Regions from separate parts of the Homo sapiens genome. Here region 1 is linked to region 2. Evidence: chromatin loops called from intact Hi-C (ENCODE). Cell type or tissue: heart left ventricle. All regions are shown on one strand. Each heading gives the region's core, and the rest is flanking DNA. Links, peaks and the distances in the headings are about the cores only.

What was found. Hi-C counts contacts between places; a loop is a spot of excess contacts. Peaks named below come from ENCODE experiments on the same cell type or tissue, not always from the same donor. Only the 100,000 strongest peaks of a DNase experiment are listed, where the experiment ranks them.
Region 1: a loop joins it to region 2, with 2.1 times the contacts of the local background. A loop is called at or near these places in 8 of 110 quality-filtered maps.

What each region holds. Positions count from the first base shown.
Region 1 is chr1:233,018,332-233,023,710 of GRCh38, reverse strand. All of the region lies in intron 26 of PCNX2 (pecanex 2), which reads left to right. Among named protein-coding and RNA genes, the nearest start is that of NTPCR, 70 kb to the right of the region's middle. In heart left ventricle, for the core only: no CTCF peak of the experiment used is centred there; a DNase peak (open chromatin) is centred at 3,111.
Region 2 is chr1:233,232,598-233,237,976 of GRCh38, reverse strand. It overlaps PCNX2 (pecanex 2), which reads left to right. Exons shown (of 34, transcript NM_014801.4): 9 at 997-1,132. Among named protein-coding and RNA genes, the nearest start is that of PCNX2, 60 kb to the left of the region's middle. RefSeq lists enhancers at 2,473-2,994, 2,995-3,518. In heart left ventricle, for the core only: no CTCF peak of the experiment used is centred there; no DNase peak of the experiment used is centred there.

The DNA of each region.
Region 1 (5,379 bases), core at 180-5,179, 210 kb after region 2:
ATGTTTTGTCCAACCTAATGTAAATGGGGGAAGATTTGGGAAGCATACCAGGGAGTTATGCCTATCTTCTCTTTCTAGACTCTAAGCAAATTCAATATACCAGTTGTGTTAGATTTGGCAGTGAGCCATGAAATAAGAGTGGCATGCATGTTAGAAGCTTATTTCTCTTGGACTTTGATGATGGTTGGTATGGTAGCTTCCAAAATTTGAGTTCCACAATTTAAGTTACAGGCTTAAAGGGATAGAGGAAAGGACACAGAAAATGAAGACCAAGGGCATGCATCAGCAGTCTGTTAATGAGGTTCTAGGAAGCTGCCACAATATCCTCCTGTTGTATCCCATCAGCCGGAACATTGTCACATGCCACCTGGAAGAGGGTCTGGAAAGTGTACTTTGGGCAGCCATGAGCCCAGAATGAAATCGTGTGTTCACAGAAGAAGGAGAAAACAGATGATAAATGGTAACTAGCCATCTCTGTTATCTCCCTCAACAAGGAGAGTGTCCCTTGAGTATTTCCTTTAGTTTTCAGGAGGCAGGACAGGGTGGTTGCAGGAACAGCTAGATCCAGGGGCTGACTGAGCAAGAGGACTCACAGGCCCGTGAAGCAAGTGGCTGGAAGGGGGCAGTGAGGACCAGCAGTGTGGGTCTAGACAGCCACGTAGATAAGCCCTGGAGTTGACATCTTCCTGTTGCCTCAAGAATTAGGCTAGACTCATCCCGGCGCAGTGGCTCAAGCCTGTAATCCCAGCACTTTGGGAGACCGAGGCAGGCAGATCACTTGAGGTCGGGAGTTCAAGACCAGCCTGACCAACATGGAGAAACCCCATCTCTACTAAAAATACAAAATTAACTGGATGTGGTGGCACAAGCCTGTAATCCCAGCTATTCGGGAGGCTGAGGCAGGAGAATCACTTGAACCAGGGAGGCGGAAGTTGCAGTGAGCCAAGATCGCACCACTGCACTCCAGCCTGGGCAACAGAGCGAGACTCTGTCTCAAAAAAAAAAAAAAAAAAAAGAAAGAAAAAGAAAGAATTAGGCTAGACTCTTTCATCTGCTACCCAGAGACCTCCAGTATTGCCACTGGCTGTGTTTCCCACTCCCCCCCCATCTCTCACTGTTTTGTGTACACACTGTGCACACACTACCTGTGCTCCCTGCCCCACATGCTTGCACACTGCTTGCTCCTCCTGCAGGGACTCTCCTCTCCCTTCCACATGCCCGCAGCTTCTCTTCCAACCTCAGTCTCAACAGCTCTTCCTCACCAGCTGACAGCCCGGGGCCATGCCCAGCATTCCTCTCCCCTTGCTCTGCAAACTTTCCTACTTCACTCTATGGCAGTTCCCTAAACAGAGAAGCCACAACTGAGTCCTCTTTGGGTCCTCAGAGCTCTGCTTGATGACCTGTTTATTGCATGGCCCAATTTGTTTTTTTGTACTGAATGAACAAAGGTTCTGGGGAACATGGATTTGGAGTCTGGGCCATACAGTCTGGACAGAAGAGATCCTAATTCAGTCAAGGGTCTGGTGGCCTGCTGCAGGCACGAGTAGTGGGACTGGGGTTCAATACTGAGCCACATCCCTGCCTTTCCATGAGCCAGACACGTGGACAGGCCCAACTCGTCACCATGGGGCCAGCAGATCACCGTGAGTGGGAGAGAAGGGAGGAGGGATGAGAGTGAGATGCCCTGTCTGGGTCCATCCTCCCTGGCCTAACCCTGTTGGCTTTTACAGAGGCCTTGGAGGTTCCATGATTGGACGAGCTTTTTGATGCCTTCTTTCCTTGGACTGGTAGTTGATACTCACCTTTCTTTTTTCCTAACTGCTGGAAATGTGCCTCCCAGTCCCCTAGATGATTTCTAAGATGACAATTTGCCATTTGACAAATCCAGGATCATGTGCAAATGGAAAAGGGCTCAGGAAGGCTCCCCCAGAACCTGCCGGGTAATAGCTGGCTTGTGAGGAAACCATGCCCTCCACTCTGTTTTTTAAGAAAGGAGAGTGAAGGCAAAATGGGAGTTGCAGGTGGGCTAGGAGAGGCAGGCAGTGCATGGGTGTGCTACCTAGCATGGCGCCTCTCACAAGCCAGAGCCAGGGCAAACCTGGAGCAGACTCCCCTCCTCCCCTGCAAGCTAGTTAACTACACATTCCCATGTCCTACCCACACATTCGAATTCCATGGGCCTGGGGTGGGACCCAAGGACTTTTTTTTCTTTTTTTGAGAAAGAGTCTCACTCTGTTGCCCAGGCTGGAGTGCAGTGGTGTGATCTGGGCTCACTGCAACCTCCACCTCCCGGGACCCAAGGACTTATATTGTTTAATCAGTTTCCTAAGTGATTTGATATACAAGTAGGCTTTGGAGCTACTACAGACGTAATTGTGCCCCACAGAAACAAGAATGTTCTTAACTCCCAAGTCAGCACTCAGGATGGGGCTGAGATTTTTGGGCAGATGCCCAAAAACACGGTGCCCCCGTGTTTAATTCACATTGGTACTGCCAGGCCTATCCTGCGAGGTTGCCTCCAAATACAGCACTCAGTGCTTTTCTGCCCTTCAGCAAGGGGTGGCTTGGAACCTGCACTCATTCCCCAGTGCAGCTAGTTAAGGGAAATTTCAGGAGGGCTAACTGCCTATTAGAACAGAAGAAACAGCATTTTGGGGTTAAAAAAAAAGATGATTTTCTTCTTTGGCATGGTTGCTAGGTGAACAAAGTTGCCTTTGTAGCTCTGAATGACTTAAAGTTTCAAGAGTTTGATTTCATTCTGTTTATTATTTTCTTACTGGAAAGGCAAATTGAAAAGGAAGACAAATTTGAAATCATTCCTTTACTACAAAAGGAATTTTTTGAAATCTCCTAATAAACTGGGTCAGTTCCCCCACCCTGTATGAATATATTTGAAATCATTTCCTTCCTGGCGACTTGAGGTTTTCCCTCGTGTCTCCTCCATCTCTCTTCAGATTATTAGTGTTTAAAACCCGCTTAGCAGTCAAGGAATCTGCTGCTTTCTGTGTGGGCCTGGCTCTCCTGCTGTCATTGTTTCTGGGCAGCTCTTTTAGAAAGGAGACACGCTTATCACTGGCCTTGCAGAATGAGGCGCGAACAACCCGACAGGTTGGCCTGCCTGCCAGGCCCGCCTTCCTAGAATGAGTTGTCTGAAAGAATATGCTGATCTACAGTTAAAATGAGGAACCAGGAGAATCCCTGCTGGAGGAGCCAGATATTGTGAATTTATTCAGGAGGGGTCCTGCTTTCAGCACAGTCTAGGTTTACCCCATCAATTCATTGTCACTGCCCCGATTTATGTTTTACTTAGTGTTGTATCCACCTCATCCGGACAGATTCTGAAGGATTTTACAGTGTTCATTGACTGTGTCTCCGTGACAGAAGTTCTGCCTAGATTAAATGGAGATAGGGTATGACTTGCAAGCATTTGGGGTGGTTCTGTTTTCTCCCAGTGAGAAGTGTCGGTGCTGTGATTTAGAAAACTGAGCATCTAGCTGGGTTCTGTTCTGAAGTCAGCACTGCAGCGTTTTGCCAGACGGAGAGGAGGAAGTGTTAACCTCTGGGATTCAAAGTCCTCATTGACTATTCTGACTTCATCGGTTGTGGGGTTGTTTTAATTCCTCCCTAGCAATGAATGAAAACGTAAACTTTTGTCTTTCAGTCTTTGTTTGTTATTCCTATCTGGTATGTGATTAGGCCATGTTGCAGAAAAACTAGACCAGCTGTTCACTAGAGCTAGATGTTTAGAGAGACCAAATTTCTTTCTTCCCTTTGTAACGCTCAGCTGAGAAGCGGTGCTCGTGGACATGGGCATCGTTACTCTTTTGCTTGCAACTTTGGGCCGACGACTTAAACTGTCTTTAAATGATCCAGCCGGCAAGGAGACAAGAGAAAACCCTCCAGATTCAAAGTTTCTATTTGTGAATATCAGATGTGCACTCTGGTGACCACCACAGACACAACGGTTCTCCTGTCCCCTAATGCCATCCCTGTCCCCTCGCCCCTCTGCCTCAACCTCTCCTGGGCTGCTGCTACTGCTGCCACTGCCTGCCTCCCCTCTGAGTCCCACGCTCATCCTGCTTGCTGGGTAGGTAAGTCACAGATGTCAAAGGCATGACTGTTTTTCCACATATACACATATCAACGGGCCAGGCCATGTGCTGAGTTCCTCATATAGATTGTCTCATTCTAAACCTCAGAACAGCCGTGCAACGTGGGCATCATTAGCATGTCTTTCTTTCCCGCCTCTGCCTTCAGCTTCCTTGACCTCTTTCTCCATCACTCCCTCTCTTCCTTCCTCCTTATATCGAAGGGCTTTCCTGAGGCCAGGATGGTTATGGTGGGGTGTTACAGAGGATGGGAGAACAGGCACACTACTGAATTCTAGTTATTGTCTGCAGATTTCATTTTTCCACTTCCTCATTTTTGGGACAGGTAGACTGTGGAGCGTAATAGAAGGTGTGTCCAAAAGAAGGGAGAGCATCAGCCATGAACCACAGAGGAACCTCCCCAAAGTCCAGGCTGTCCTCAGTCCTCACAGCAGAGAGCCTAAGTCATGCATTTGCAGTTGTTTAGTGGAAATCACAGACTGTCTCTTCACCTGCTAAAGTCCTAAAAAAAAACCCTTGAAACCAGATACCCAAGTAAACTTGAGGCCTTGAGCTCTGGGTTTTATTTCCCAGACAGAGGGAGGGAAGAGCCAGAGAGGGAGGGTGGGGGCCCCCCTAGAAAAGGGTTTCTCAGCCCACTCCACTTACAAGCGTCAGTCACTGAAGACTTCGTTTCCGTCCACCCAATATTCGTTTTCTGCTTTCTCACTTAAAAAGAATATGTTTTTATAAACAGAGAAGAGCATCAATTAAGCGTTTGTTTCTAACAGGAGCACACATCCCTGCCTCCTTGCATCAAACACTGTGAGCCCTCCAGCCCCTCATGATTTCACAGTGAGATGTGCAGCCTCATTCCAGGGGTGCCCCTCAGCCTCAATAGCCTGGAGCACCACCTGCATTTTTCTGTTATAATGGAACTGCGGTGCACGCTGGCAGGGACTCCACAGCAGCACACCCTGATCCAAGCCTATCAGGCTTGGATTTTCATTTCCTCTGTCCCATTTCTATTTCTTGAGGCCAGGTGCTAGCCTTTTTGATGGAGGAATTTATTCAAAAACTACAAAATGGCTTTCCACAAAGCTGTTACTCATAATAATCAAGCCCAAGGGAGGCATTTTCCCCAAGTGGGACTCATAAGTACAGTGTCTGATTAAGAAGGAAACATGGGTTACTTGTGAATGTATCACAGATGTCCACTGTCTGGGCACTCAGGATTAAGTGTGTGAAGATTACAACAATTTCACATTGTCAATGCTTTCCATAAGAACTG
Region 2 (5,379 bases), core at 80-5,079:
CTTTTACTTTTGTTACTACTTAAGAACTATAGAAAAATTTGTCCGAGAGCTCTCTTAATCCCAGCCAACTCTTCTTTGCTCCCCAGTGACCTCTTAGAGTTGTGTTTCTTTCTCATTCCAAAGCCAAGCTCTGGCCAGGGTGAATGGCTTAAAGACCAGGATTTTTCCCTGGGGCTAGGGAAGGACCTCATGTCTCTTCCAAAGCAACAGTCTTGGATGACTTAATAAAATGGAGTTATGTTAGGAGACATTCTGTGAGAAATGCCTGTTGAGTAGGCAGCCAACATTGTCTCCTAAAAGTTATAGATACCCTACTAGAAAATCAGATAGAGAAGTATGTCCTAGTTTTTGCTTTCTGAGGCAAAGGAAAAAAATGCCAGGATTTTTTCCTTTGTAAAAATGAGATTGCTTACTATTAATTTAAGTCTTGTCAATCTGTGTGTGGTTAAAGATAAAACTATTTTAGATATAGATCACAACTAATTCCATCATGTCCTCTTGATCAATTACCCAAGACATTTCTTTTGTCTAATAAGTACTTACCTTGCTTTGGGGTGTGGTGGAGAGGAGATGCAGCTAGGTAGCAGAGGTGTTCATCTCTGTTTCTTCCTGGTTGGTGTCTGGAGAATTATCAAGCCCACTATTTGTTTTTACAAAATATGAGGCTAGAACTTGTTGCTAAGGCCTCCCCAGGCATTAAATATTTAAAAAAATTAAGGTTGTCATCTGTAGAACACCAGGCATCTACCTACCTGCCCTATGACACACTGCAACCCTGGGTAGCCTGAGTAATTTCAATGTATGCAGGGTAATTGACCTTCTACCTGAAGGTAGCCTTGTATACATAATTTTAAACTCTTAACTGTTTATGTAAGGTTGTAAAGTCTCATCCACTACCTGCTTTGGGCATTCCTATTGTCCTTGTGTTTGTGTATAATAAATAGATGACTTCTGGTATTACCAGGTAACCAAAGCTTTTGTTTTGCCCATCCTCAGAGAGATGCAGGTCAGCTCCTCCAGTACCACAACTTCTGAGAGTCAAGATCCGTCTTCTGGGGACCCTGCCGTCAGTGCCCTTCAGCAACAGCTGTTACTGATGGTGGCTCGCAGGACCCAGTCGGAAACCCCACGGGTACGTACATTCCAGAATTGCTGTTTGTGGATGTTCTGGAAACAGGGGATCTTAAAACCTTTTTCCAGGTTGGATTACTTGACAGGATTAGTCAGCTCTTTCCCTGAATTTTGCATCACGGGTTGTTGATATATCACTGCAAGGCAGTCTACTGACTGAATGTGAAAGGAAATCAGATAGATAGCAGCTAACCTTGGGTTGATATTAACAGGATTGCCACTGTCTCTGTTGCTTTTCAAATGCATTAGAAATTCATGCACATTGATTTTTGGTTGCCAGGATGCATAAGTCTCACAAGAGCTCACTGGATTAGGTTGCCTTTTTCTCCCATGGTTTGGAAAGTATCTTTTTTTTTTTAATGTATTATTGCCTTGTATATTAAATATTCAAAGATTCTTAAATGTTTGACATAAAGGGAGACTTTATTCTTGGGGCAAGTAACATTATCATCAAGAGGTCTAAAAATGTGAAGCCTTTCATTATTTTACTAAGAGATAACTTATTAATGTTCATTCATTTATCCAGTCGACCTTTAATGAGACTCTTGGGAGGCAGAGCCAAGGATTCAAAGCCAGAGATAACATGGGAGGTTAGTGAAACACGCAGACATGAAGTTAGAGCTGCAGATTCAATTTTGGGCATTTTGGAGGAGGGGTAATGGGGAAGGCTTCTTAGAAGAAGAAATACTTCGGTTAGGCCCTGAAGAAAGATTGGTTTCCATTGGTACAGATGGAGAGAAGAGGATTGTAGATGGTATGATGTCATGTGAGTGTCAAGTTTCTTTATTTCTGTTTACCTTTTTCCTGGAAATGTTTCAGTTCATTCTAGAAAAGCTCATCTTTGAAAAAATAATATAATTATATATATATATATATATATATATATATTTTTTTTTATGATTGCTTTGCCACATTTTTCCAAAGGATGCTCAACAATACAACGTGGCTGGCTGCAGTGGCTCACGCCTGTAATCCCAGCACTTTGGGAGGCCAAGGTGGATGGATCACCTGAGGTCAGGGGTTCAAGACCAGCCTGGACAACATGGCAAGACCCCATCTCTACTAAAAATAGAAACATTAGCCTGGCATGGTGGCACGTGCCTGTAGTCCCAGCTACTTGGGAGGCTGAGGCACGAGAATTGCTTGAACTCAGGAGGCGGAGGTTGCAATCAGCCAAGGTCGTGCCACTGCACTCCAACCTGGGCAACAGAGCGAGACTCTGTCTCAAACAAACAAACAAACAAACACAAAATACATTGGGTTGAAATTTATACACCATTACCCAGCTGTGCAAAGAAAATGTTGAGTTACCTTTTAGCTGACCACATATTGCTCTGAGCTCTTATACCTGTTGATGTGGGGAGTGTAGGGATGACTTAACTTAAAAGTGCCAGTTGCCAGATACAGTGGCTTACACCTGTAATCCCAACACTTTGGGAAGCTGAAGTGGGGAGACGGTTTGAGCCCAGGAGTTCAAGGCTGCAGTGAGCTATGACTGTACCACTGCACTCTAGCCTGGGGCAGAGTGAGATCCTCTCTCAAAACAAACAAAAAAAGTGCTAATTAGGGTAACTCAGCCCTTTCAGTCTTGGAGTTTGTGTGTGAACAAGTGTTTAATTTATTCAAAGAATCAGTCTTTTGGGACTGTTTATTCTCTTCCCTTTCATGTATTCAGGCTCTCCTCCTCCTCCTTTCCAGGGCCTCTGTGTGTTAGGGATAGGATTCCTAAACCTGTGGGTGGAAGTGGACCTGAGAGGGGCACTTCTGAGGAGGGGAGCATCCCCTTAGTCCAGTCACCGGGTGTACTGTGTGTTGTACCTGCCTGGTTTGGGTGAGGTGCTGGATCTGCCACTCACTGACCACCGGAGACCCTGCCATTTGCCCTAGCTGTGTTCTGCACACACTGTCAGCCCGTACAAGGTCTGTGAGCTCTGCCCAGCCCCACCCCCAGCTGCCAGTATGTAGTTCTCACCACAGCCCTAGTATGTGGGGGCCCTGTGGAATACGGGCTTTCCTGAGGGACTTGCATTTTCCCCTGAGATAAGCCCGGAAGTGCTAACTCCCTACCACCCTCCAGAACATTAGTGTTGAACCTTCAAGAAGGTTCCATGAAAGTATCAGGATAGCTTGGGAAGATGTGAATGCCATTGATTTCATGAGTAGAAGAGCTAGAGGAAACTAGAAACTTTAGATTATCAAATGTATACATCCATTGATTTAATATCTCAAAAATATCCCCGTTAGAGCAGAAACTTGAAAATAAGTAAATACTGCAAGAATAAATCAGAAATAGTCCTGCCATTCCTTATTTTACATTTGTAATCCTATAAATGTCACGATGATGCATAAAAACTCAACTCATCTGTAGCGTTTTATTGTTAGACACTTAACCAAATTCATTGCTTCAACCATTTAAACTTTAAGTAAAAAATTTTAAAGTTCTATATTCTAATATATATGGGTATGGAGGAGGAAAAACGAAGATTGCTAACCAGGCTCATGTTTAGACCCTAAGAAAATATTTACAAAGTCTCATACTGGGAAAATAATGTAGTTCTACTATTTGATTTCTAAATATAATTGATATCACCAGGAAATTAAATTACGTTTCAGCCACAAAATAAAAATTAAATAGGTTTTCTTGTCATTATCCAACAAATATTTGCTGTAGGCTGGCTATGCCTGCAGTTTTGTGCTAGAAGCTGGGTATACAATGGTGAAAAGACTCAGTCCCTGCCTACAAGAAGTTTAACAGCCAGTCAACCAATTCAACTCTATACAACAGAAATTCTGATTAGAATAGGCTCTGGTGGTGTGGGACACAGGAAAAGCTCCAGGCCAGGAAATAGGGGATCAGAGAGGCTTCCTCAGCAAGGTGACACCTCAGCTGAAATGTGGAGGATGAGTTGGAGTTAACCAAATAAAAGGAGATAAGACTATCTAGACAGAGAAACGACCTGGCCAAAGGGGCCTGGAGGTGAGGCTGAAAGCAGGTGTGCTCAGTGTTACTGGAGCCTGGAGGCACAGGGGAGCTATTTCTCAGAAGAGACTAGCAAAAGCAAGCAGGAGATAAGGCTCGGAAGACAAGACTTTAATCCCCTCCTTCCCCCATCCTCCCTGCCTCTCTCCTTCAAGTGCAGCACACGAGCTCTGGGAGTGCTTCCCCCGCAATGTTCTGCAAGCTCTTTCTAGTAAAGGATGGAATTCTGCAGGCTCTAATGGGCGGGTGGTCAGGAGGTGAGCCAAGGCCAGAGGAAGACTTGTCTGAAATTCCTCCCTGGTACAAATACAGTGTGTGTGTAGGGAATGAAGTGTCCCTGAAAGGGGAGCTCCCAGAAAGGGCTGTCACTTTTATAAAGGGCTGGTCACTTAAAATACACACACACACACACACACACACACACACACACACACACACACAGGAGAAGAGGAGGTTATTTTTCATTGTCATAGCTGTAGAGTTTAGCTCTCAAGCACAAAGGGAAGGGCAGAGCTTGGGGCATGGTTGGAATTGGTGAAAACCTGTTGTTTGAACTCAAGATTGGCATTCAGGGGTTTTGAATATTACCAATTAAAAATGTTGCATGAATCCATGTTATAAACTGGTACTTCTCTGTCACTAAGTTTATCCATCATGTGCTTCTAACCCCACAGAGTATATTCTGTAGACTCATTACCATGGTTTTTAAAATCTTACATTGTCCCAATATGTTATGGGCCAGTACCTGGGCAATCACCTTGAAACATTTTGCTTATTACACTGCTGGTTGAGAGGCAGGTGCAGTCTACCCAAGGGCAGCATAGGATCTGTAGGAATACAGCATTTTCCGCTTCCATTTACTCTCACCTGGATATGGTCTCCAACTCATTCAGCTTGTCTTACATTAAAAAATGAGATAGTATTGTATGTGAAAGTGTTTTGTAAACTCTAAAGCTCTATGCAAGTCTATGATAGTGGCATTATTATTATTATTATCATTATGGATAGCATGACGGTCAAGCATTGCATTGGTCCTAAACTGATGAGAATTGGTGAGAATTGCAAAGATAAGCACAGTGCTAGGCCTGGCTGACTGTTATTCTAGGTAGATATAAAGGTAGCATTTACATCACAATTTACTATCATTAAAACATTAACAAGAACTCATAAGAATATTGGCATTTACTAAAAGATGAAACAATTGAAATAATTATGGAGATGAAAAAGAGGAGACATCAATTATAATATCGTAACATTTATTTTTCATC